Regions from separate parts of the Homo sapiens genome. Here regions 1 and 3 are each linked to region 2. A link is a loop called in an ENCODE intact Hi-C map of the cell type or tissue named here. Cell type or tissue: heart right ventricle. All regions are shown on one strand. Region 1 overlaps MTREX (Mtr4 exosome RNA helicase). Region 2 has its middle 62 kb from the start of PLPP1. Region 3 overlaps PLPP1 (phospholipid phosphatase 1).

Region 1 (8,000 bases), 180 kb after region 2:
GACACCATCCATACCATCTCATAGAATGCAACAGACTGTTTTTAGCAGGAGAGTAACAAGATAAAACTTGTCATTTTAAAGGTGCATTCATTCTTCTTGACCTTAGATTCTTTCATTAGTACGTTCTTTACACAGTGTTCTCAAGGAGCACAAGGAAAGAAGCCTTTTCCCATGGGTCTAGAATCTGTTTGAGAAAAGTGTTTGTATCAAAGCTGAAGCTATAAACATAGTTTCACTTTTGCTAGACTTGTGCAAAGAGGAGCAGAGATTGTGAGATCCTTTCTCTAAGTGCTACCTGCCTAAATCTAAAACGCTTGACTTCATTTTTAATATATGAAATACATTAGGAATACCAGTTCTCAAAATGCAGTCTGTAGGAACAATGAACTATTTACACTATTAACAATTATTAAATTAATAATAATTATTTGTTATTTCTATTCTCAGCTGCTAGGAATGCAGGCTCCAATACTGCCTTGCAATGAAACAGGAAATCCAACTGCAGAAACTTCTGGGTGTCAAGAGAGAGGGTAGGAATTGGGATAGAGAGGGTAATGTCATATTACCTATGCAATCAGATATTAAATGTTTATGCAAACAAGTATATCCAAAGATAATTAAATTAGGTAGTGGCTCAAAATGTAACTAGATTTTTACCTGAGACCAGATTCTCACAGGTCATTTAGGATTGAAATGAAATCCTTTACAAAGTCCTCTGCTGCACAGGGCATTAAAGAGCCAGACACATTCTCAAACATTGTTTTGACTGACTTCAAATGTGTACCAAGAAACACAATGTGATATTATTATTTCACAAATTTTAGTAACTCGTGTTAACCAGAATCTGTGAAAGTTATCAGAGACCAAACCATACGAAGTAAATTACTAAGATAAAGAATAAACTAAGGCAAGTAAATGCACATTCAGGCCAGAGAGCACTGTCATGTCACATTTTGTAAACATTTCGACTCAATTTCTGGAAACTTTAGTTTCGACACAGTTTCAGGTAACAAGCAAATTAGGCCAGTAGGCACAAGGTTGCATATACAATGACTGTGGTTGTTGCCCACAGAGTCTCATCAACAAATCACTGGGTATGTGCACAAACACTAACTGTCCAGAGCTGCCTGAAACATAGAGGCTACTCCCCCCAGGGATTAATGAAGACTGACGATTAAGTAGTGAATTGTCTAGCATCTCTCCTACCTACTACAGTTCTCTGTAATCCAAGGGCTCTTCTTACACCCACCTTTATAAGTCATCCTGCCTCATCAGCCTGACTAAGTGCTAGACAAAAGTTTCAAAGCCATGACCCATCATAGGCTAAATGAAGCTGACCAAAACCGAAACAAAACAAAACCACATTAACCTACTGGTTTGTTACAAAATTTTTTTTTTGGTCCTGCCAGAGTAGAAAGAGAAATCCAATTCTTTCTAGTTATTGTCTTTAAAAAATTTTTCAAATAGTGGTAAAATATAAAACATAAAATCCACCTTTTTAACCATGTTAAAGTATACAAGTCAGTTACTGCCCTTTTTTATATTCAGGTTTACTACATTCTGGAAGAACTCACATGGAGACAGAATTCACACACCATAAATTATTTTAAATAAGTGTACAACTGAGTGGTTTTTAGTATATTCAGACTTGTGTAACCATCATCATTATCTAATTTTAGAGCATTTTTACCACCCCCAAAAAACCTTGTTCCCATTAAGCAGTTACATGTCTTCCTGTCCCTCCAGCCCATGGCAACCACGTCTATGCTTTGTCTCTATGAATCTGCTTACTCTGGACATTTCATATAAGTGAAATTATACACTATGTGGCCTTTGTGTCTGCCTTCTTTCAACTTAATGTGTTTAAGGTTTGTCCATATTGTAGCATGAGTCAGTATGTCTTTTCTAACTGAAAGCTGTTCCATTTAATCTTTATTACAATGGAACACCTTGCCATTAAAAATGGCAAAAACCACAATTACTTTGGCACCAACCTAATATATACCACAATTTATTCATCTATCGATGGACACTTGGGACTATATGCTTTTATTTAAGAGCATTTTAATAAACATCAGCCTTACCCGGTTGATGAACAAAACAGCATCATTCTCATTAAGGAGAGAAAGCAGCAGATTTTCCCGAACAGAACTTCTGCCTTCAGCTTTCTGGCATACCCTAAAGCAGTTTCCTACAGTTCATGCTCTGACCCGAATTTAATACTCCTATCCAGCCTGGCCTCAGGTTAGAATCACACATGTATCTTGCAACTACTTGCCGCTAAACCCCAGCTTAGGCTGAACCCTTTCTTGAGAGCAGAGACTATTGCTCACACTGTAACTAGCATGGTGCCTGATTCCCACTAGGGTCTCAGAATTATTCATTAAACGAGTAAGTATCAGGTACTAAAACTGTGCCAAAATGTAAAGACAGAAACAATTACTAATAAATTGTTACTCTATTATTATCAGCAAGAATACTTTTAAAAGACAAATCCACTGGAAAACCACTCATGACACTGATGATGCTAAGAAAGGGTTAAACTGCTACTTGAAAGGCATGTGAGAGAATGTGTGTGGTGGGGAGAGTTGAGGAATGCAATTCACAGTATTTGCTTTCAAAACATGTGGCATACAGAGGGAGCAGGACTGAAAAAAAATAAAAAGCATATGGCAGGCAGAGGTACAGTAAATAGTTTCAAGAGATAATTCATCATAGAAGCTTTCCTAATGACACTTGCTCAGTGGAAAGCAAATCCTTTGTCATCCTTCATAGTTAAGAGTACAATATTGTTTATGTAGAGTCAGAAATAAATAGTAACAGCCTCTGGATTACTTGACTAAAACCCTAGGCATCAGCCCATACAAATAGTTTGTTTAAACTGTCATTCAAATTTAGTTTAATGGAAATAAAAAACAGCTAAATTCTGTCATTTTTTTTCCAGGGTGATAACAGAATAAATACTTAGTCTTCAAAATTTCTCAACTGAATCACAATATGAACTTTTCTTTTGCATTACACATCCCCCAAACACATGGTTTTAATCATTACAGTGTTAACTAGCCTCAGTTAATGTTTGAAGAATACTTAAAACTACTTCTGAGGCTCAGGATATGAAATGACCAGACACTTTTATTTTCATATGAAAAGAAAATTAAGAATCTTATTAGGAACAAATATGGTTTGCACACAGCACATTAGAAAGTTCCAATGCAATTATTGTCTGCCTGTAAAAACAGACACACTGTACTGTGTGCTACAGCTTTGATTACAGTATTTTTCCAATCATAAAACATGTGTAGGCCAGCTGCAGTGGCTCATGCCTGTAATCTCAACACCTTGGGAGGCTGAAGCAGGTGGATCACTTGAGCCCAGGAGTTTGAGACCAGCCTAGGCTTCATGGTAAAATCATATCTCTACAAAAATTAACAAAAATTAGCTGGGCATGGTGGTACATGCTTGTGGTCCCAGCTACTCTGGAGGCTGAGGTGGAAGGATCACTTAAGCCCGGGAGATGGAGGGTGCAGTGAGCCAAGATCACGCCACTGCACTCCAGCCTGGGTGACAGAGCCAGACCCTGTTGCAAAAAATAAAAAACAACCACATACAATAACGAGATGAGGAAGGAATGGCTATTCTTGAAATGGAAGCACTATGTAACACTGTAAAAACAAAAGAGAGAAATACTATCCTAAGAAAATGAAGGTTCTCATTTTTTGCTACTTAAATCAAAAAATAGTTTTAAGGGCGAATACATAGTATATCCCAATTTTTAGAAAGGTTTAAGCTCATCTACTGGCTCACACACAAGAAAAACATAAAAATTATGCAGATGTTAGATCTAATTTCAAGTTAGAGCTAAAAAACTGGATTTCTCAAATTTTCAAACTGAAATTTCAAGCAAACTGTGATGTAGAAATAGCCCCTGAGTAACTGAAAGAGGACAGAACAGACTTCAGGAATGCTGGTATGCTGTGGAAAAAGTCAACTCATAGGTGGCATCTAGTATGAGCTACAAACCATCTTCAATTTGGCAGTTTAGGATTTATCTTCCATACTGTGATAACTTCTACTTAGGTAGAAAGAACAGAAAAAATAATCCATAAAGACAATTTTATATGAATTCCTAGATTTAAAAAAAAATATACTCATCTGACAGGCCAGGTCTACTGCCCTTGCTTTTTACTTTTCTTTTTTTCTTTTTTTTTTTTTGAGATGGTGTCTCGCTCTGTCACCCAGGCTGGAGTGCAGTGGCACAATCTCAGCTCACTGCAAGCTCTGCCTCCCAGGTTCACGCCATTCTCCTGCCTCAGCCTCCCGAGTAGCTGGGACTACAGGCTCCTGCCACCACACCCAGCTAATTTTTTGTATTTTTTGTAGAGACGGGGTTTCACCGTGTTAGCCAGGATGGTCTCGATTTCCTGACCTCCTGATCCGCCCGCCTCGGCCTCCCAAAGTGTTGGGATTACCGGCGTAAGCCACCGTGCCTGGCCTGCTTTTTACTTTTCTAAAAAAAATAAAAAATAAAAATAAAAATAAAAAAATAAAAAAAAGCTACTCTCTGCCATGTACCACTATTGTTTTATGTCATTGTGTTCTGACTTTTCAGAGAAGCAGATATTATACAAATATGAGTATTGTATTATCAAGTCTTATTATTAGGCATTGAACAGTTACTAGTTTCATCCTTATGTTCCAAAAAGATGTCAGACTGAAGACTGGTGGTGCTCTATGTGATCGCCCTAGTGCTGCTGAAACACAATTGTCATACACCAACCTGTGCTCCTGTTTTAAGCAATTTTCATCAGTGAGTACGCAACATCCCTCTTCTCACTGACTCGGCTAAACACCATTAACTAATTAGAGATGTTGCTAAACATCATCTAGGATTAAGACCTGTTTAGTATTACTCCAAGCATGACTTTTCTGTGGATGGAGATGGTATAGTCTAGTGTAGGGTTTAAGAAATTTTCAGGTGATCCAAAATTTAAGGATAAGGTGGTATGGTGCTTAACTGAACTTACATGTAGTTACAGAGACCAGAGTTTAAATCATCGTGCCCTCACATCACCTTGGCCAAACTGTTTACCATAGTCTCCTTGTGCAAAGTGGAGATAATATCTACCCTGAATTGCTATTTGGTGATTACATGTAAATTATACAGAGCTCTTAGCACAGTGTTTGGCATATAGTACTTACTGGGCAATGACTTTCCCAGTAACAGAATACAGAATTCAAAGGATGCTTTGGGACTGTTTGACTAAATGATCATTTAGAGGAGGCTGAGAAGTTTATAAACCTTAGAAAAAATATGTAAGATACAACACCATAATTTAAAAATGTGCTATAAACTTTAACATTAAAAACCTTAAAACCCATAAAGTTCAATGTAGTAAAGGCCCTCAGTTTAAGTTTTTAATATTCTGTTGCAGAGAAGTTTAACCTATGCATCATAAAAATAACTGATTCATAAAATCAGTAATCTATTACTTCTTTAATAATATCAGTTGAAAGGCCTATAATATTTGGCATGTTAAACATGTAATTTTTCTCAAACTAAACCTATAAGCAATAGTAGCAGTTCTTATTATAATCTCTATACAGAACAAACTCATTTATTTTCATTTTTAGGAAAGTTCAATGTAAATTATCTCATTCAGTAAATACAACTGGCCATTTATAAACACACAAACCAATCTTTTCCTACTGAATGCAGCATTTTAAAATATGGTTTCGTTTAAACAGTCTACTTATTTTTTTGCTTCTTATTATTCACTTATTCCTTATATTTCTTTTGCCTTAATTTTTTCATTTAAAATTTCTCTTCAGTTGAGTAACAATTATTCTTCAGTCTCTTAAAATCCTGCTCATTAAATTTAATCTGATTCATGCTGCAATAACAGTCTGACTAAAGCCAAGTCAATTACATATGCAATGACTGATCATTTTCAGCTCTGCTATTTTTAGTGGAATTATATAGCTCACCAGGAGAACAAAAGTGAAAAGGAAAAATACCCACATAAATATGACTTCTTAGGGTCATCTGCTTGTGACTGTAGAAACTCATAGAATTACAACTGCACAGAATTATACAGTTTAAAATAGTTTCTAAAGGACTTTCTAATGAACAGACTATGCTTATTAAATAATACAAAGAATTTGTGGAGAATATTTTTTAATCTATATAATAGGGAGAAGATTTCATTTAGTTACCAAATATTAAAAATACATATTATACTTGTTTAATTAAAACAATACCATCCTAACTGTATTTCTTATACTGTAAATATATATGTGTAAAATTTAACCATACCTTCAAAGACATCTGTCATTTTGCAGATATGGGCAAATGTAGCTCCAGTTGCCCAGGTATATACTACATCCATTAAGTGAGGTTTAAATGAGCTTAGATAAGTTTCCTCATCAATTTCCAATTTGGCTTCTGCTGAAACTTTTGCAATTCTTTTAGCACATTCCTTTAAAGATAAAAGAGTTAAAATTCCTTACTTATGATCTCCCATATCACTTTATTCTTTAGGTTTCCAAGCCAGTATTCCAGGAGGTCCCTTTTTCTTCCTAGGTATTATGTCTGCAATGTGGACATTCTGCTCCTAAGTAGGCACAGTGCCTGTTCCATTGCTAAGTGATTAAACGGCCAATCTTTCCCATTATGTTGAGGTAGTTAACTAAGAAAAATGTATCAAGAGCATGCTTTTCAGCCAGTGATACCTTTTCAACAAAGAAACAGAACTCTTCATTAAAATTATTCAAGAGCAGCATTTAACTAATCTCTAATTATTTCATTACAAAACAGATTTAGAGAAATACAAATCCTAGAGCAAAATACATTTTTCCACAACAATGCTTAAAAATGTACATATCTTCATATTGTTTTCCTCTAAGTTGAGAAACTTCATTCTTCTTTACTTGGCAATCTAAAAGGCCAAAAACTCCTAGGCCTATGAAGACTTTGCTGGTTCTAGAAATTTAAATTTCTTAGTGATTTTAAGGCATGTTACATGTTCCACTGAACTGGCCTTTTAATTTTAATCAGAATTTTTTGAATTATTATTTTAAAAATATTTTAACTTTTATTTTAGGCTCAGGGGTTCATGTACAGGTTTCTTATCTAGGTAAACTTGTGACTCAGGGGTTTGGTATATAGATTATTTAGTCAGCTGAGTACTAAGTATAATATGCCACAGGTTTTTTTTTTCTTTTTTCTTCCTCAACCTCTCCTTCCTCCCACTCTCCTCCCTCAAGTAGGCACCAGTGTCTGTTGTTCTGAAGGGGCCCTTTTATGACACATTTTTTTGTTCCTCTCTTGTAATTCCTTAGCTCATCTTTCCTTGTCTTTGTCTAATGTTGAACAGACAGAAAAAATCGGCTTATCCTATGAAAATAGTAAGAGAGAAATTTATTACTATAAACTACTGTGGCTTTGAGGATCCAGAGACAATTTCTTATGATAAAACAGATTTTAAAACTTTGTTATAGGCTGGGCACAGTGGCTCACATCTGTAATCCCAGCACTTTGGGAGGCCGAGGTGGGAGGATCACATGAGCTCAGGAGTTCGAGACCAGCCTGGCCAACATGGTGAAACCTCGTCTCTACTAAAAATACAAAAATTAGCTGAGTGTGGTGGCGGGTGCCTGTAATCCCAGCTACTCAGGAGGCTGAGGCAGGAGAATCATTTGAACGTGGAAGGTGGAGGTTGCAGTGAGCCCAGATCACGCCACTGCACTCCAGGCCTTGGTAAGAGAGCGAGACTCTGTCTCAAAAACAAAACAATAAAACAACCAAACTTTGTTATAAACCAGAATGAAAAAATGTGCAAAAAATTAAAAATAAACTAAATCCTAGTCCTTCAAGATACCATTATCAGTACTGAGGAAGAAAATGACACATGCACTGAGCTGTCAATACAGCCTATTTACATTATGAAGCTTTTAATCTCTGTTCACAACAATGCTATACAGTTCATTACAATAATGGGAAG
Region 2 (8,000 bases):
AACACAAATTAGGGGCTGGCCAGCATCATCTTTGGTGAAAATTTAGAAAAATTGGGATTTTCTTACCTATAAATAAAAACTGTTGGTTTTAGAAACCTAAACTAAGAGTATGTGTGCAAAAGGAAATCTATATAAGGAAGCAGGGCTGGACTGTAGTTACAGGAGGCCCAGGAACAGCCCACTTCCTTTCTTTGTGCCTTTTTAAATCATCTCTAAATGTGGAGATGGTAATACAATTGCACTCTTCTCGACTTAAAAATACTTTTCTTCTAAATCACCTGACACATCTTTTTTTGCCCCTGCATGGTGCTCATAGCCAGTAAGAGATCTTTCAGAGCCTCTTTATCAGTCTAGTAGATCTTGCTGGAAGCCGCCAGCACTCCAGATGCTGAATGCAGTCAGACTACAGCTCAAGCACTGACCCTGACCATCCTCCTGGTCTTAAGAATGTGCCAAACCTTTATGTTCGAGCTGCTTTATTAGGAACTTCTTGAGCTTTCTTTCCATGCAATTTCTCCATTCCTACTTTAAACTTTTCCACCCAGCTTTTATGATAATAATGAGCGAGGCTTGGATGCTGCTTTATGGCTTTTGAAAAGCCTGGATAGTATATGAGTGTGTCCATATCTTACTTTTTGTTTCTACCATGTGCAGCAGTGCGGGGGAAGTAAAAAAGCCATTCTTGTGGCCCCCTCCCGGCTTCCTGGAAGCTGCAGTGTGCCTGATGGGACAGGCATGTTCCTGGCTACACTGTAGCTGAGCAAAAGGTCTCTGCATACAGAAGACCAGGAGACCATAAGTTCACCATCAAAGAAAAGTCTGCAGCTGGTAGGTTGAGCCTGAATAATAATACATGCCACAACTCACTGCTGTTCAACTCATTCCTCAGCTGGGTTCACTGACTTGTGTACCTCAAAATGCTATGTTTTGCTGTCTCTTCCCGTCTATACTCTGAGATACTAACTCTTGAATCCTCCCAGTTAAATAGGAGTCTTGGATACTAAACCTGGCCATTTAGAAATCACATCCATTTATTTGTTCCTGTAGTCATTAATTCATTCAGAAGCAAGGATTGGATGTCTCCCATCTACCAAGCACAGGACTCAGCCATAGGGATGCACAGAATAACAGGAAAGGCTTTTCCTGCCTCAGAGGAACTCCTGGCCAATGGTCTCCTCTGACGCATGAAGGCTTCTGGACTTGGATTTTCATTTTGAGTTTTTGAACTTGTAGTACCCATGCGTCCTTTTCAAGGAAGAACTTGACTTCCTTGCTAACGCAGAGCATAGATGTCTGCCAAATCCCTGTACTCAACCAGACTTCCAGTTCTGATTTCTCCTAGTCCTTCCTGTTCCTATTCCTGAAGCCCAGCACAATAGCCTGAAGTGTCCACTTGAGTTTGGAAGCTCTGTCCCCATGGGAAGGGTCATACACTAGAGCCTTTGGGGCTGAGGAGCCTCTAAGACATGGCTTCTTTGGAGTCTCTGTCTTGTTTGTTTTCTCTTGGATCCACCCTAAGCATGACCACCACTGGACTACGATAGAATTTGAAGAGCCCAGTATATGTGAGAGGTCATTTGCAACAAATGAAAATGGGGGCCAAAGGGCAAGGTTTAGTTGTCAGAGTGGTATCTGGTGGCAGCAACCCTGCCAGGTCCCCTGGGAGCCCAGGTCTGCCCAGCACAAGTTCCTCAGCCATCCTTGCTGCTTTGCCTTCTGCCAGGCTGGGAAGAGGAAGGGGATGGTTACTGTGCCGTGAAGAGAAAGGCAAGTGGGCATTGGCCATAGCCTGTGCTTAAGAGGCAGTCGCACCTATCGAGTATTCCTGCCCAAAATGCTTAACCTGAATCAAATTGTGACGAGATAATCAGATGTCCAAAAAACCCCCAATTGGCCTGAACTCTTCAAAAATGTTGATGTCAAGAAAGAATTTTTTTTTTTTTTTTTTTTTTTTTTTTTTGAGACGGAGTCTCACTCTGTCGTCCAGGCTGGAGTGCAGTGGCACAATCTCAGCTCACTGCAACCTCTGCCTCCTGGACTCAAGCAATTCTCCTGCCTCAGCCTCCCAAGTAGCTGGAATGATGGGCAAGTGCCACCACGCCTGGCTAATTTTTGTGTTTTTAGTAAAGACGGGGTTTTGCCATGTTGGCTAGGCTGGTCTTGAACTCCTGAGCTCAGGTGATCCGCCCACTTTGGCCTCCCAAAGTTCTGGGATTACAGGCATAAGCCACCATGCCTGGCCAGGAAATATTTTTTTTACAGGCAAGGGAACTGGGCCGGGTGCAGTGGCTCACACCTGTAATTCCAACACTTTTAAGAGTTCAAGGCAGGTGGATCACTTGAGGCCAGCAGTTCGAGACCAGCCTCACCAACACGGTGAAACCCTGTCTCTACTAAAAATACAAAAAATTAGCCAGATGTGGTGGCACACACCTGTAATCCCAGCTACTCGGGAGGCTGAGGCAGGAGAATCACTTGAACCCAGGAGGCAGAGGTTGCAGGTAGTGGAGATCACGCCATTGCACTCCAGCCTGGGCAACAGAGGGAGACTGTCTCAAAAACAAAACAAAAATAGCAAGAGAATTGTTCTACATTAAAGAAAACTAAAAAGACATGACTAAATGTAATGCATGATGCCAATTTAGATCTGGGATTGGAAAAAATATAGCCATAACAGACATTATGGGGACAGTTATGAGTGTGTGTGTTTGCAGAAGGAGAAAGAAAAATGTGGCAAAATGCTAAAAATTAGTAAATCTAAATGAAAGTATGTGGCTATTCATTGTACTGTTTTCTCAACTTTGCTGCAGGCTTGGAATTTTTCAAAATAATAAGTTTAAAACTCAAGCATCATCCAGTGGCAGGTAAATGGGCAGTAAGATGGAAAAAATGGAGTGAGCAGACAGCAGGATCCAGGTGGCAGCATGGCAGCCCCAGACAACTTCTGGGCTGGGGTCTAGTCCCAGTAAAAAGTCAGGACCCAGGCTAAAAACCAGGCAGGCAGACAGGCATGAATACAGGGAAGCTGCAGCTTAGTGTGCACCTGGAAGCCTTGGGCCAGCCCCACCATCTGGGGACCAGGTGTGGGTAGAGCAGGTAAATTCCAGATCCACAAACAAGCAAATAACTCCCAATAATGCCACCGGTAGCCTTTGGAGGCTCAGGACTTTCCCAAGTCCTGAGTGCTGAGTGATCAAGAGGCCAGACAGGACTGGAGCCAGCAGGAACTAACATGTCTGCCTGTTGCCCAAGGATGACAAAAGCTCAAGGCGGAGATGGGGACTCCTCAGGAGGTAGGAACTTTACTGGGTTCTGTTTCCTCTTAACTGGCTACGTTCTGCATTGCCAGATTAAGTTACTGATTAAACCCACAGATGTCACTCTAATTTCCAACTTTTTCCATCTTTTCTGCCTCCTAGTCTCTATTTGCAATTCTTCCTAGCTGTCCTTGTTCTTCTCCTAGTTTTATGCCATTATGATGTGTGGAAAATATTAGACAACCTCTCTACAGTGTCTTAAAATGCCTGAGGACAAAGATTCCAAAACAAAATTTATCAAAGCTGGTTTTGGACTCAATAGTGTGACACGTAGTTTCCAAAGGTCATAAAGCTGAGTGCTAAAGTGATCAAGCTCCCAAGCTCCCTGGCTTTGTCATCCTTTGGCATTTTCCCAAGTTTTCTGGTCCTTAAAGGAATTGCTGATTTCTCCTTCCTGACTCTTTTTAATCTCAGCTGTGCTGAGCAGAGCTTCCCAAATTCTGGGCAGGCCAGCAGCTTAGCCCTCTCCTCTCCAGGACTCCTGAGCATTCCCCCTGTACATAGGGATGGACAGTGCCGGAGGTCAGCCAGGGGTTGGTGGGATGGATCCAGTCAAACTCAGCTCTGCTCGGTTTCCACCATGTGGCTCAGCAACAAAGCAGCCATGACACGTGTTGCCAAGACCATGTGTTGGGAGCCAGGAGTAGATGAATTCCTGGTGTACATAAGGAAAACAGCAACTGAGTTTGCTACAACTGTGATTAACATGCAAGATTCATCCTGGAGATAGCTCCTCTTGAGAAAACATAAGATTTGCAGAAGGGGATTTAAAGAAAGCCCCAGTGGTTTTTCATCTCAATCTTTCTCTCTCAATTTTTTAAAGCACCAAATCCCTATGTTCAAATATAAATTTTAGGCAAGAACCAATATACAGGCCAGGCGTGGTGGCTCACAACTGTAATCCCAGCACTTTGGGAGGCTGAGGCAGGCGGATCACCTGAGGTCAGAAGTTCGAGACCAGCCTGGCCAACGTGGTAAGACCACCCCCGCCCATCTCTACTAAAAATACAAAAAATTAGCTGGGCATGGTGGCATGCACCTGTAATCCCAGCTACTCGGGAGGCTGAGGCACAAGAATCGCTCGAATCCAGGAGGCAGAGGTTGCAGTGAGCTGAGATGATGCCACTGCACTCCAGCCTGGGCAACAGAGTGAGACTTCATCTCAAAAAAAAAAAAAAAAAAAAAAAAAGGAAAGAAAGAAAAGAAAAAAGAACCGATATACAAAAGAGATAACCTGGCTTGTCTGATTTTTGTGTGTGTGGGAGGGGGACCACAGACCTATGTGGTCTTTCCCAGTAGCCCAGGATACTTTCAAAGTATTATTACGGCTCTCACGGGATCCAGGGTTTGAGAACCATTGCTCCCATCTTTCCTCCCCACATGCAGAGGAACTATGGCATCTTCGCTGATGCCTTCTTTAATGTTTGTTGCTCGAGCTATTTTTTTTTTTTTTTGAGATGGAGTCTCCCTCTGTTGCTCAAACAGCAGTACGGTGGCATGATCTCAGCTCACTGCAACCTTCACCTCCCAGGTTCAAGTGATTCTCCTGCCTCTGCCTCCCAAGTAGCTGAGATTATAGGCGTGTACCACCATGCCTGGCTAATTTTTCTATTTTTAGTAGAGACAGGGTTTCGCCATTTTGGCCAGGCTGGTCTTGAACTCCTGACCTCAGGTGATCTGCCCACCTCAGCCTCCCAAAGTACTGGGATTATAGGTATGAGCCACTGCGCCCGGCTTTTTTTTTTTTTCTTTTTTTGACGGAGTCTAACTCTGTCACCCAGGCTGGTGTGATCTCAGCTCACTGCAACCTCTGCCTCCCAAGTTTAAGCGATTCTTCTGCCTCAGCCTCCTGAGTAGCTGGGACTATAGGTGTGTGCCACCATGCTTGGCTAATTTTTGTATTTTTAGTAGAGACGAGGTTTCATCGTGTTGGCCAGGCTGGTCTTGAACTCCTGACCTCAGGTGATCCACCCGCCTCATCCTCCCAAAGTGCTGGGATTACAGGTATGAGCCACCGCTCCCACTTGAGCTATTTTTATGCTTCAATGCATACCAGGACCTCTATCATATGAGATGTTTTATTTCTTTCTTAAATGTCTAGAAAGGTCCTTTGATGGAAAATGAATAACTCATGATATCTTCAAAAACCAGCATTGGCCTGAAGTTAATATATTTCATCCTAATAAAAAAATAAGGCCGGGTGCAGTGGCTCACGCCTGTAATCCCAGCACTTTTAGAGGCCGAGGCGGGCGAATCACGAGGTCAGGAGTTCAAGACCAGCCTGACCAACATGGTGAAACCCTATCTCTACTAAAAATACAAAAATTTGCCAGGCGTGGTGGCACACACCTGTAATCCCAGCTACTCAGCAGGCTGAGGCAGGAGAATCTCTTGAACCCGGGAGGCGGAGGTTGCAGTGAGCTGAGATTGTGCCACTGCACTCCAGCCTGCATGACAGAGCAAGACTCCATCTCAATAAAATAAAATAAAATAAAATAAAATAAAATAAAATAAAATAAAATAAAATAAAAGTGTGATCACAAAGTCTCACTTTCATGATGCTGAAAAGGCAGAGCTCATGAATCCTTCCCTCTCCTCCCTTACGTGATAGACGAACCCCAGGGTGTGGCTCTTCTCACAGGTTCTGTTGCACTGGCTTTCTGTGAACTCAACATCTTGGATTCAGTTGAACTTGCTTCATTTTTTTATTGTTACACACTACATCATTCATTACTTTTCCTGCCATTGACTGCTAGTTACATTTTCATCTATAACCGCAAACATCATGGGATAGAAAACCGTGGGAAAGTTAATCTCTAAAGCAATGGAAAGTTCCCAAATGTGAGAATAACAGGGCAACCCATGGTGGGAAATGCTACTCAACAGCTTTATTTCATCACAATAACAATGACTCTTGAGATGGAAAAAATTTTTATTTGATAAGGCTACCATTCATCCCAAAATGGACAATGTGTATTTAGTCATTCAATTCAAATTTGTGTGGCTCATTCCTCAGCTACTTAGTTATTTTTCATTAGATTTCATTAGTGGTTAGACTGTATTTCCCTAGTCCACAGCAGCCAGAGTGCTGTACACTATTAACATACAAATGGGGATGTCTCCTGCCCTTATCATCACTTGGAGTCCCCATCAGTGTTCCACCTGGGAGTCCCTAGAGAGCCTCTCGCCTGAACTCACCAAAAACTTTAGGACCACCATAGGCTTCTACCACTGTCTTCTTCTGCTCGGTCCCTCTTCAGTGATGTCAGCTTCCCAGGCCTCACCACCCACACAGCTAATGAAGGTGTTTCAAGGCTACCTCTGGTGTCCTCAAACGACCCCCTTTACAGGCCCATTGTCACTGCCACCACCCCGATACATGGGTACATGTGGTGTACCAATATGGAGATGAATACTCTGAAGGTCATGGCATTTGTTGCCCAAGTGAGAAAAAGCCTCTCTCTATTTCATGTAATGTACATTTTGTGTAATGTACATGAGCAATTACTGAGGCAGTCTTCCCTTGCATCCAAGATCTTAGAGTTTTTAATGAAAATAGGGGCTGTGCACAGTGGCTCACACCTGTAATCCCAGCACTTTGGGAGGCCGAGGCGGGCAGATCATGAAGTCAGGAGATCGAGACCAGCCTGGCCAACATGGTTAAACCCTGTCTCTACTAAAAATACAAAAATTAGCTGGTCATGGTGGCTCGTGACTGTAATCCCAGCTACTCAGGAGGCTGAGGCAGGAGAATTGCTTAAACCAGGAAGTTGGAGGTTGCGGTAAGCCAAGATCACGCCATTGCACTCTAGCCTGGCGAGAGGGTGAGACTCCACAAAAAAAAAAAAAAAAAAAAAAAAAGAGAGAGAGAAAGAGAAAGAAAGAAAATAGGGCCAGGTGTGGTGGCTCACGCCTGTAATCCCAGCACTTTGGGAGGCCAAGGCAGGCGGATCACCTGAGGTAAGGAGTTTGAGACCAGCCCGGCCAATATGACGAAACCCTGTCTCTACTAAAAAAAATACAAAAATTAGCTAGGCATGGTGGCTCACGCCCATAATCCCAGCTGCTCAGGAGGCTGAGATAGGAGAATCACTTGAACCCAGGCGGTAGAGGTTGCAGTGAGCCGAGATCAAGACACTGAGTCACTGAGTGAGCAACAGAGTGAGACTCTGTCTCAAAACAAAAAAAAGAAAAGAAAAGAAAAAAGAGTTTTTAATGAAAATAAGGCTTTCAGATTTTAACATAGGCCTTTCTCTTCTAGGATTCAGTCCTGAGTTCATGGAGGCAGGACTAGGGTTGGGGGGGCACAGTCGAGTATATTCAGAACTGGCCCCCCCCACCTTAACAAGCTTTTCTGGTTCAGTCTCTCTTCCTTTAAATGAGTTCTGTCTCCCCAGCCATCAGTTCCTCTTAAAAATTGGCTTTTGGCAGCTCAGTCTACCAAACAGGTCTAGACACGTCTGAATCCCAGTGGGAGATGGCTTAGGCTTAAACTAAGGCTGCTGACACATGACTTTCCACTTAAAATTTACTCAGGCTCTTTTACCCATCAATATGCTTAAAAAAAGAAAGATAACTTCGCTTACATCAAGCATTCATTCTGAAGTTACTAATTTTCTTTTGCCTTGTCCTTATGAGCTCTTGGATTTCAAATGGTAGATTGGTGAGGTTATTACTGATCAT
Region 3 (8,000 bases), 160 kb after region 2:
ATAAAGTCAAGGCAATTTGTGCCAGTTATGACTTGTCAAGTATCATTCTTCTGACATCTTAGAATTGCTTGGCAAGTTTATTTTCATGACACATTACCCATCCTGAAGGTTTCAATAAAATGATACTGTATAGAGATCTGACCTCAGATCCTTCTTGCACTCTTTAATGTTCATGTCCTAATTGTCCCCCTGCCGTACCCTTCTAATTTCTCAAAGTAGAGGGAGGCAGTTGTGTACACTCTGAAACTAAGGAGCAGATTTATGAAATCAACAATACTTTTGGCTCCTAAGAGAGAAAAGTAACATTTGTCTTCTTTTTCTTCCAGGTTGTCCTTCTATTCAGGCCACTCTTCGTTTTCCATGTACTGCATGCTGTTTGTGGCAGTAAGTACTTTGTGTCTGTTGACGGTTAGGTTATGTGCTGCATGGAATTAATGTGCTCAGCATCAGTGTCCTCACCTGTCCTAATAAATTAGCCAGTAGCAAAAGGTGAAACAGATGATCTGCAAATCTGTAAGTTTCATACTGAGAAGTAGTTGATGTGTGCCCTTACTTTGGGACGTTTCCTGAAGTGGTTTTCTGGAACACAGCTTCTGTGTAATCACAGCAGGTAACTAATCTGAAGGACTGGGACAACAGGCTGCTGTTGCTTGTTAACCTCCTCCCTAACTGGGAGCCACTCTCCTCATCTGCTCAGTGTGGGCGAACAGCAGCAGAGCTTCTTTCCTTCTGGGCTCTGCTGTGGTGAGGAGTTGGGTTTTGATCATTGTTAAGTGAAGGCAGCTGTCCTTGTTCCTATTTGAGCAGATTTTGTTTTCCTCCCATTTTCTAAAACATTCCCAGAGTGCTCTGCAAGGGACCAGAAAGGTTTCAACTGCTGGGAAAGGCAGTTGCCACTTCTGGAGCCTGTCATCTATACAACTTCCAGGTCCAGTTCTGATGCCAACCTGTAGAGCAGCAGCATAGCAATTTGCATTTGCATCATACAAAGCTGGCAGTGAGGCCTTACGAAGATTTGCACCCACATTTTGCATTATCAAACTAGAGATGAATATGTAGTTTTTTGAGAGTAACTAATGCAAGACCAGGCTTCAGGACACATTCAAGGGATTTTTAAAGGTCAATTTTACTTGATTTTTATTTTTTTATAATGTTCTCTTTACATATAAAGTATTAATAAAACACTATATATTTGGGTGTATTAATATGTCCTGCATTATCATTATTTAGGGGGAACAGAGAGGAGGGTTAGAAAATCTGTACCCTAATAGATCAGCTATAATTTTTGTCTTAATTTTCTTTATAAGGGGATTTTTATACAGTTGTGTTCTGTGTAAATTTGTCATTTCCTGTGTTTTTCCCTTTGATCACATTAAGTGCCGTATGATAATTTAATGCTTAGACTTAAAATGCACAATATGTAACATTAAGGGTAAACTAATGGGAATTAGTCTCAGAGATAATTTAAAATGTTTTACTAGAATCTTGCTTTTATTTGAAAAAACAAATTCCAAACATTAAAAGAATATGTAAATTGTAGATGTGTTATATAAAATTCAAAGTCAGAACCTCAAGCCATTACAACAGCTAATTTTCAAAGCTTTCATCTTACATTAATTAAATTTTGTGAAGAAGCACAGAGTATGATTCAGCAGAATTTAGGGCTTCCTTTTTAAGACACACACTCAAATGTTTCTGCAGATGCAGCATGGAAAATGTGACTTATCTGAAGGTAGTTAGCAGAAAATACTATTCTGACATCTTCTGTTCATTTATCATATTAGAAAAAAATCAGCATTCTTTCTTAAGTGAGACAACATATTTTTTTCTTTTTAATTAGAGCACGAGGACCAGGGCAGACCCGGAAGGCTGAGCAATAGCTAGAGCCGTTACTATCCTGAGAGCTCTTCCCAGAGCATGGGCCTGTGACTGGACTGAAGGGCGTTTGAATGTGTGGGCGTGCTTTGTATGCCCTGGGCTAGACCTCACTAGGTCTAGCTTTTGTCTCACTAGCTATTGTGGTTTGTTTTTCGCTCACCTGTCTGTGTTAGTGTCCAAGTCCCTCTTTATGAGAAATCTAGAAATCTGAGTTTTGATTGATCTTGATGATGATTTGCATTTTACACTACTTTTATTTTTGACTAAATTTCCATGAAAAGATGAGGGATGACTGCCACTGTTTTACAAGTGAGGGAATAGGCACCTTGGGAGGGGGCTGCTGAGTTCTGTGAGCTCTGTGGGGTTTCTTGATAATCAGGATCCCATGCTGTATTGATTGATTGATTACTTGGTCTGAACCCTAGTCCATTTATTTTGAAGGTCAGCTCATGCAGATCTCTGGAAGTAAAATGGCATTCTGGAAGTGACTGACACATAACTTTGACCCACTGTTTGTAATTTTAAAGAAAATTCTCAGCTATAACATATTCCATACTTCATCATTTTCTGCTCTTCTTCCTTGACCCTTCTCAAAACACCCATTAACGTCTGTGTAATTGGTCAAATAGTAACTTGTACTGAGGGCTGTTTTGTGAAAGATTAAAATTACTATAGAGAGGATGACATTGATATAATAGAGGGCCTCAGTGGCAGGCCTGCTCAGTGGACATGCAGCCACATATGAAGGATATCAACTCGGGAAAATGATGTCAACCATAGTGTGGTAATTGGGTCAGTTTGAACCAACTGTGTTAAAAGAACAACTTTAGATAAATTTAAGGGTGTCACTGGGCAAGGAAGAAACGACTTTCAAATTGGGCAGCCCTCAGAGTCACTGCAGATTCAGAATGACTCCACTGCTTCTAAGTGGTCAGGGAGAATTTATGGACAGAAAAAGGAAAGTGAGTACAGAAAATGGAAGCGAGGTGCAGAAACTGCCGGATTGGTTACAGCTCGGCCTTGGAGCTTTATTTGAGCGTGGTTTGAATGGCTGTGAGTGGTTGAAATATGGCTGCAGGGACTGGCTGAGACTCAGCTGCTGTTACAGAAGCACATTCCTGAGTCAGGCTCCCAGTTTGCTTACTTACCAAATTAGGTTGTTCTTTGTACAGAAGAACTCAAGTATGTGAGCAGGGGGTTTTCAGGACAGATTTTAGTTTGATTTAACAGATGTAAAGTTATAATGGCAAAAAAAGAAGCCTAGATAAATAGATTTGTTGTAGACCAAGACCTTTCTGGAGAAGAAAGCAGGCCAGAGCAACCATGCACTGCATTTTACTGACTCTAGGTAGTGGAAATATTTGCTTGATGTGGATGTAGGCCCCAGCTTTTATTTCAGCCCTGAATACACAGATCCTTGCTTTTTACATTTATGTACAACTTTTTTTTTTTTTTTTAGACGGAGTCTTGCTCTCTCACCCAGGCTGGAGTGCAGTGGCGCGATCTCGGCTCACTGCAAGCTCCACCTCCCGGGTTCACGCCATTCTCCTGCCTCAGCCTCCAGAGTAGCTGGGACTACAGGCGCCCGCCACCACGCCCGGCTAATTTTTTGTATCTTTAGTAGAGACAGGGTTTTACCGTGTTAGCCAGGATGGTCCCAATCTCCTGACCTCGTGATCCGCCTGCCTCGGGCTCCCAGTGTGTTGGGATTACAGGCGTGAGCCACCGCGCCTGGCCTATGTACAACATTTAACCTCTAAGCCCCACCCCCGAATTCCTTGAGCAATGACTCATCTTGTTTCTCTGGGCACCTTGGCTTCATGAGTCAGTCTCAGATTTGGGTAGAGACGTAGTCATTTAAATCCTCTCCTAGGACAGTCTTTGATAGCCAAAACTTCTCTGTCAATTCCTGACACCCAGAAATTAACTTCTAGTTAAAAATGGCTCTTAAAACACCCTGACCATTGTTCTTCTCTGGCAGCCAGTGCAGCCCTGCACACTTAACTGTGCCAAGAGAGTGTCAGCATCAGTGAAAACCTCCCAGGCCTGCGGGAGCTCAGGGCAGGGCTGCTTTGCACATAGCCAGTTTATATGCTTAGTGACTCCCCGTGAACTTGGCTGAATGCCAGAGATTCCAAATTTATTTGATTATTCAGGAGAACAGCCATGGTATGAGTCTGTATTTTCTTTCAATACAGTGAGGAGTGTTAAAATACTTTTCCTGAGACCCTTCTATTGAGGCTGTAACCCCAGATTGTTTATATCACCGCCTGTTATGAAATTCCTGTATCTATGCTTCAGCCAGACTCTCCTCCTGCCACAAAATGCCTCTTATCTGGGCCTTGCCCCTGCCCTGTGTTTAGACAGTGCTGCCCACCTATCTAAATCCACTCAGACTCTTTCATACTATCCACTTTCCTTAAGATTCATATAATCCCTCATTTAGCATTCACTGTATACCTCCTAGCATTGTTGATACTTCGTGATGTTTTCCAAACTTGATTATTGCTGAACATTGGGCAAATGATGAACAACTCATGGCCCATAGCCTACGAACCTTGTCTGATTTTGAGGTGGGATTTAAGATCTAAATTTAGTGCCTCAGTGAATCCTAAAAATGGTGAAATTAAAACCCAAAGAAGACTAAACTGAGGCCTGCTTTCCAGTGTTCTTCTGGACAGATCTGTCATCAAATGTAGGTGGAGCAATCAATTTGGCTTGCCTGGCTAGTCATAAAAGCACTATTTCAAAATAAGTAGACCAAGGTATATTTCTTTGCATTGAGCCTGCTGTTGTTAGTCTAGTTCTGGGGTTGGTATTTTTTTTTTTTTCAGTGAAAGGTCAGATAATAAATATTTAGGCTTTGTAGGTCACATATTCTTTTTTGAAAAAACAAACAAAAAAAACTCCTTAAAAATGTTCTTAGCTTGCAAGCCAACCCCTTGACTCTAGTTTAAAATGGAAAAAAAAAAGTTCTTACTTTATTAACAATAGAATATTCAGAGGCTATGAGACAATAACAACATTTTACAGTTAAGAAGTGTTAACAAGATTAGTCAAGGAAAGGCAAAATCAAAACAGCTTCAAAAAATATCTCGTTCAACGATTATTTATTTTAAAGGTGAGATATTCTAATTAGATCCTTTAATGGAAGTTAAATGTTTCAGAAATTTCAACCAAAAATGGTTATATATCCTTCCTGTCTTAGTTTGGGCTGCTATAACCAATTGCAGCAGACTGGGTGGTTTATAAAAAACAAATTTCTCAGTCTGGAAGCTGGAAGTCTAAGATTAGGGTGCCAGCATGGTTGGGTAATGGTGGGGCCTTCTTCCAGGTTGTAGAATGTCCTCACACAGTGGAAGGGGCAAGGGAGCTCCCCTGGATCTCTTATTAGGTCATTAATCCCTTTCATGAGGGTTAACCCCTTATGACCTAATCACCCACAAAAGTCCTATTTTCCTAATCCCATTGCCTTGTGGGGGTTAGGCATTCAGTATACAAATTTTGGGGTAACACAAATATCCAGGCAATAGCACCACCCTTCAGTGATAATGAAAGAATGCCTAAGTAGTATCACAGATGTTGAATTTTCTAGTTTCTTTTAATATTAATTTTTAAACAAAAGAAAAAATGGGCATACCTTGTAATTTGTTCCTGATGTGGCTCTGTGTAATGAAGAGTCTTCCGTTTGTTTTGACCAGGTCTTCTTTGTGCACTTTATAAAACTATCATGAGGCTCTTCACAAGCGGAGCCACACGTTTTGGAGTGTTGGTTTATTAGTCTGTTTTCATGCTGCCGATAAAGACATACCCAAGGCTGGGCAGTTTACACAAGAAAGAGGTTTAATTGGACTCCCAGTTCCCCGTGGCTTAGGAGGCCTTACAAGCATGGCGGAAGGCAAGAAGGAGCAAGTTACATCTTACGTGGATGGCGGCAGGCAGAGAGAGCTTGTGCAGGGAAACTCCACCTTATAAAGCCATCAGATCTCGTGAGACTTACTATCACAAGAACAGCATGGGAAAGACCTGCCCCCATGATTCAGTTACCTCCCACTGGGTCCCTCCCACAACATGTGGGAATTCAAGATGAGATTTGGGTGGGGACACAGCCAAGCCATATCATTTGGGACTGGGAGGAAGGCCTCTGTGCTTCTCAGTGAAGCATTTGCTGCCTGCAGGTGGAATGGCCAGCTTTCTGCAACCCTCCTTTCTGGGCTTGAACACCTGGTTATTTTGAGCAATGTGATGCTTGGTGTCCTTATTGCTCTAAGAAATAGGAAATTGCTTGTATGAATCTCTAGTAATATCCCGGCTAAGAAGTTTTTTTTTTTTTTTTTTTCTCTGAGACAGAGTCTCACTCTGTCGCCCAGGCTGGAGGGCAGTGGTGTGATCACGGCTCACTGCAACCTCCGCCTTCTGGGTTCAAGCAGTTCTCCTGTCTCAGCCTCCCAAGTAGCTGGGACTACAGGCGCACACTGTAGTACAAAGAGACAGGGAGGAATAGAAATAGCCTAACTGTGGTTTCCTTCTGAGGCGTCGGGGTTGCCATATGTTGTGTTCCTGTGGTATTTGTATATCCAGCCCATTTTAATAGATGAAAATGGGGGAGGGAGGAGTGTGAAGGTCAGGCGAAGAATATGATGTATCTTTGTTTTTCCTATTAATCTTCATTTAAAATTTGTGTGTCCTGGAAACCCATGTCTCTTCCTTTCCAGTTCTAGAGTTGTGTTCCTGTACGTTACAGCAGGGATCACACTAGTGGCACACTCAAGTGTTCTTTTGATAAATGACATTTACTCTTGATGTATATCAGGATAGCCTCCAAATTTGGGAGCAGAGACTATAAATACTAGAAATAGTCATCCTTTTTAATCAAGGAAGGAAAGCATTTTTTGGTATGGGCAGCTGACTGGAGATTCTTCCGCATCCATTCTCCCTGTTACCAGGTGATCTCTTGTATTAATACCTTTTAAAAAGCCCAGTTACCACTGCACATCTCCCTCAGCATACTTCCCCGGATTAGGCCCCCTTTTCTGCATTTCTCTGGTGGCTGGACTAATTTATATTCCGAGCAGCAGTGTAGAAGAGTTCCTTTTCTCTGCATCCTCAACAGCATCTCTTAATGTTTTTTTGGTCTTTTTAATAATGGCCATTCTAACTGAGGTAAGATTGTGGTTTTGACTTGCATTTTCCTGGTTAGTGATATTGAGAATTTTTTCATATACCTATTGGCCATTTGTACGTCTTCTTTTGAGAATTGTCTATTCATGCCCCATGCCCACTTTTCAATGGGAGTATTTGGTTTTCTACCGTTGAGTTGAGTTCCTTATATGTCCTGGATATTGGCTCCTTGCTGGATAAATACTTGGCAAATATTTTCTCCCATTCAACAGACTGTCTCTTTATTCTCCTGATTGTTTCCTTTGCTGTGCAGGTTTTTAGTTTAATATAATCCCATTTGTCTATTTTTATTGCCTCTGTGTTCAAGGTCTTAGCCATAAAATCTTTGCCCAGACCAATATCCTGAAGCGTTTCCCCTATGTTTTCTTTGATTAGTTTTATCGTTTCAGGTCTTACATTTAAGTCTGTAATCCAACTTACTTGAGAGATAGGGGTCCAATTTCATTCTTCTGCATATGGATATCCAATTTTCCCAGCACCATTTAGTGACGAGACTGTCTCTATTGTATGTTCTTGGTACCTCTGTCAAAAGTCAGTTGGCTGTAAATACGTGGACTTATTTCTGGTATCTATTCTGTTTCATTGGTTGCTGACGAGTCTGTTTTTATACCAATACTGTGCTGTTTTGGTTATTATAGCCTTGTAATATGAAGTCAGGTAGTGTGATGCCTCCAAGCTTTTTTTCATTTTGCTCAGGATTACTTTGGCTTTCTGGCTCTTTTTTAATTCTGTATGAATTTTAGGATTTTTTTTTTCTATTTCTGTGCAGAATGTCATTGGTGTTTTGACAGGGGTTGCATTAAATTTGTAGATTGCTTTGGGTAGTCTGGTCATTTTAACCATATTAATTCTTCTGATCCTTATGCGTGGGATATCTTTCCACCTGTTTCTGTCTTCTGCATTTTCATTCACCAGTGTTTTGCAGTCTCCTTTGTAGAGTT

What was found. Hi-C counts contacts between places; a loop is a spot of excess contacts. Peaks named below come from ENCODE experiments on the same cell type or tissue, not always from the same donor. Only the 100,000 strongest peaks of a DNase experiment are listed, where the experiment ranks them.
Region 1: it touches region 2 in a loop (2.1-fold over the local background); 16 of 110 quality-filtered maps call a loop at or near these places.
Region 3: it touches region 2 in a loop (2.1-fold over the local background); 16 of 110 quality-filtered maps call a loop at or near these places.

What each region holds. Positions count from the first base shown.
Region 1 is chr5:55,414,446-55,422,445 of GRCh38, reverse strand. MTREX (Mtr4 exosome RNA helicase) reads right to left here. Exons shown (of 27, transcript NM_015360.5): 25 at 6,314-6,476. Among named protein-coding and RNA genes, the nearest start is that of MIR5687, 90 kb to the left of the region's middle. RefSeq lists a silencer at 1,091-1,210. In heart right ventricle, no CTCF peak of the experiment used is centred here; a DNase peak (open chromatin) is centred at 3,340; H3K27ac peaks cover 3,879 bases.
Region 2 is chr5:55,593,014-55,601,013 of GRCh38, reverse strand. No RefSeq gene overlaps it. Among named protein-coding and RNA genes, the nearest start is that of PLPP1, 62 kb to the right of the region's middle. In heart right ventricle, no CTCF peak of the experiment used is centred here; DNase peaks (open chromatin) are centred at 373, 1,263, 3,193, 3,803 and 2 weaker places; H3K4me3 peaks cover 1,121 bases; H3K27ac peaks cover 7,881 bases.
Region 3 is chr5:55,434,235-55,442,234 of GRCh38, reverse strand. It overlaps PLPP1 (phospholipid phosphatase 1), which reads left to right. Exons shown (of 6, transcript NM_003711.4): 4 at 327-384. Among named protein-coding and RNA genes, the nearest start is that of MIR5687, 71 kb to the left of the region's middle. RefSeq lists enhancers at 242-780, 3,271-4,098. In heart right ventricle, no CTCF peak of the experiment used is centred here; DNase peaks (open chromatin) are centred at 3,614 and 3,913; H3K27ac peaks cover 6,873 bases.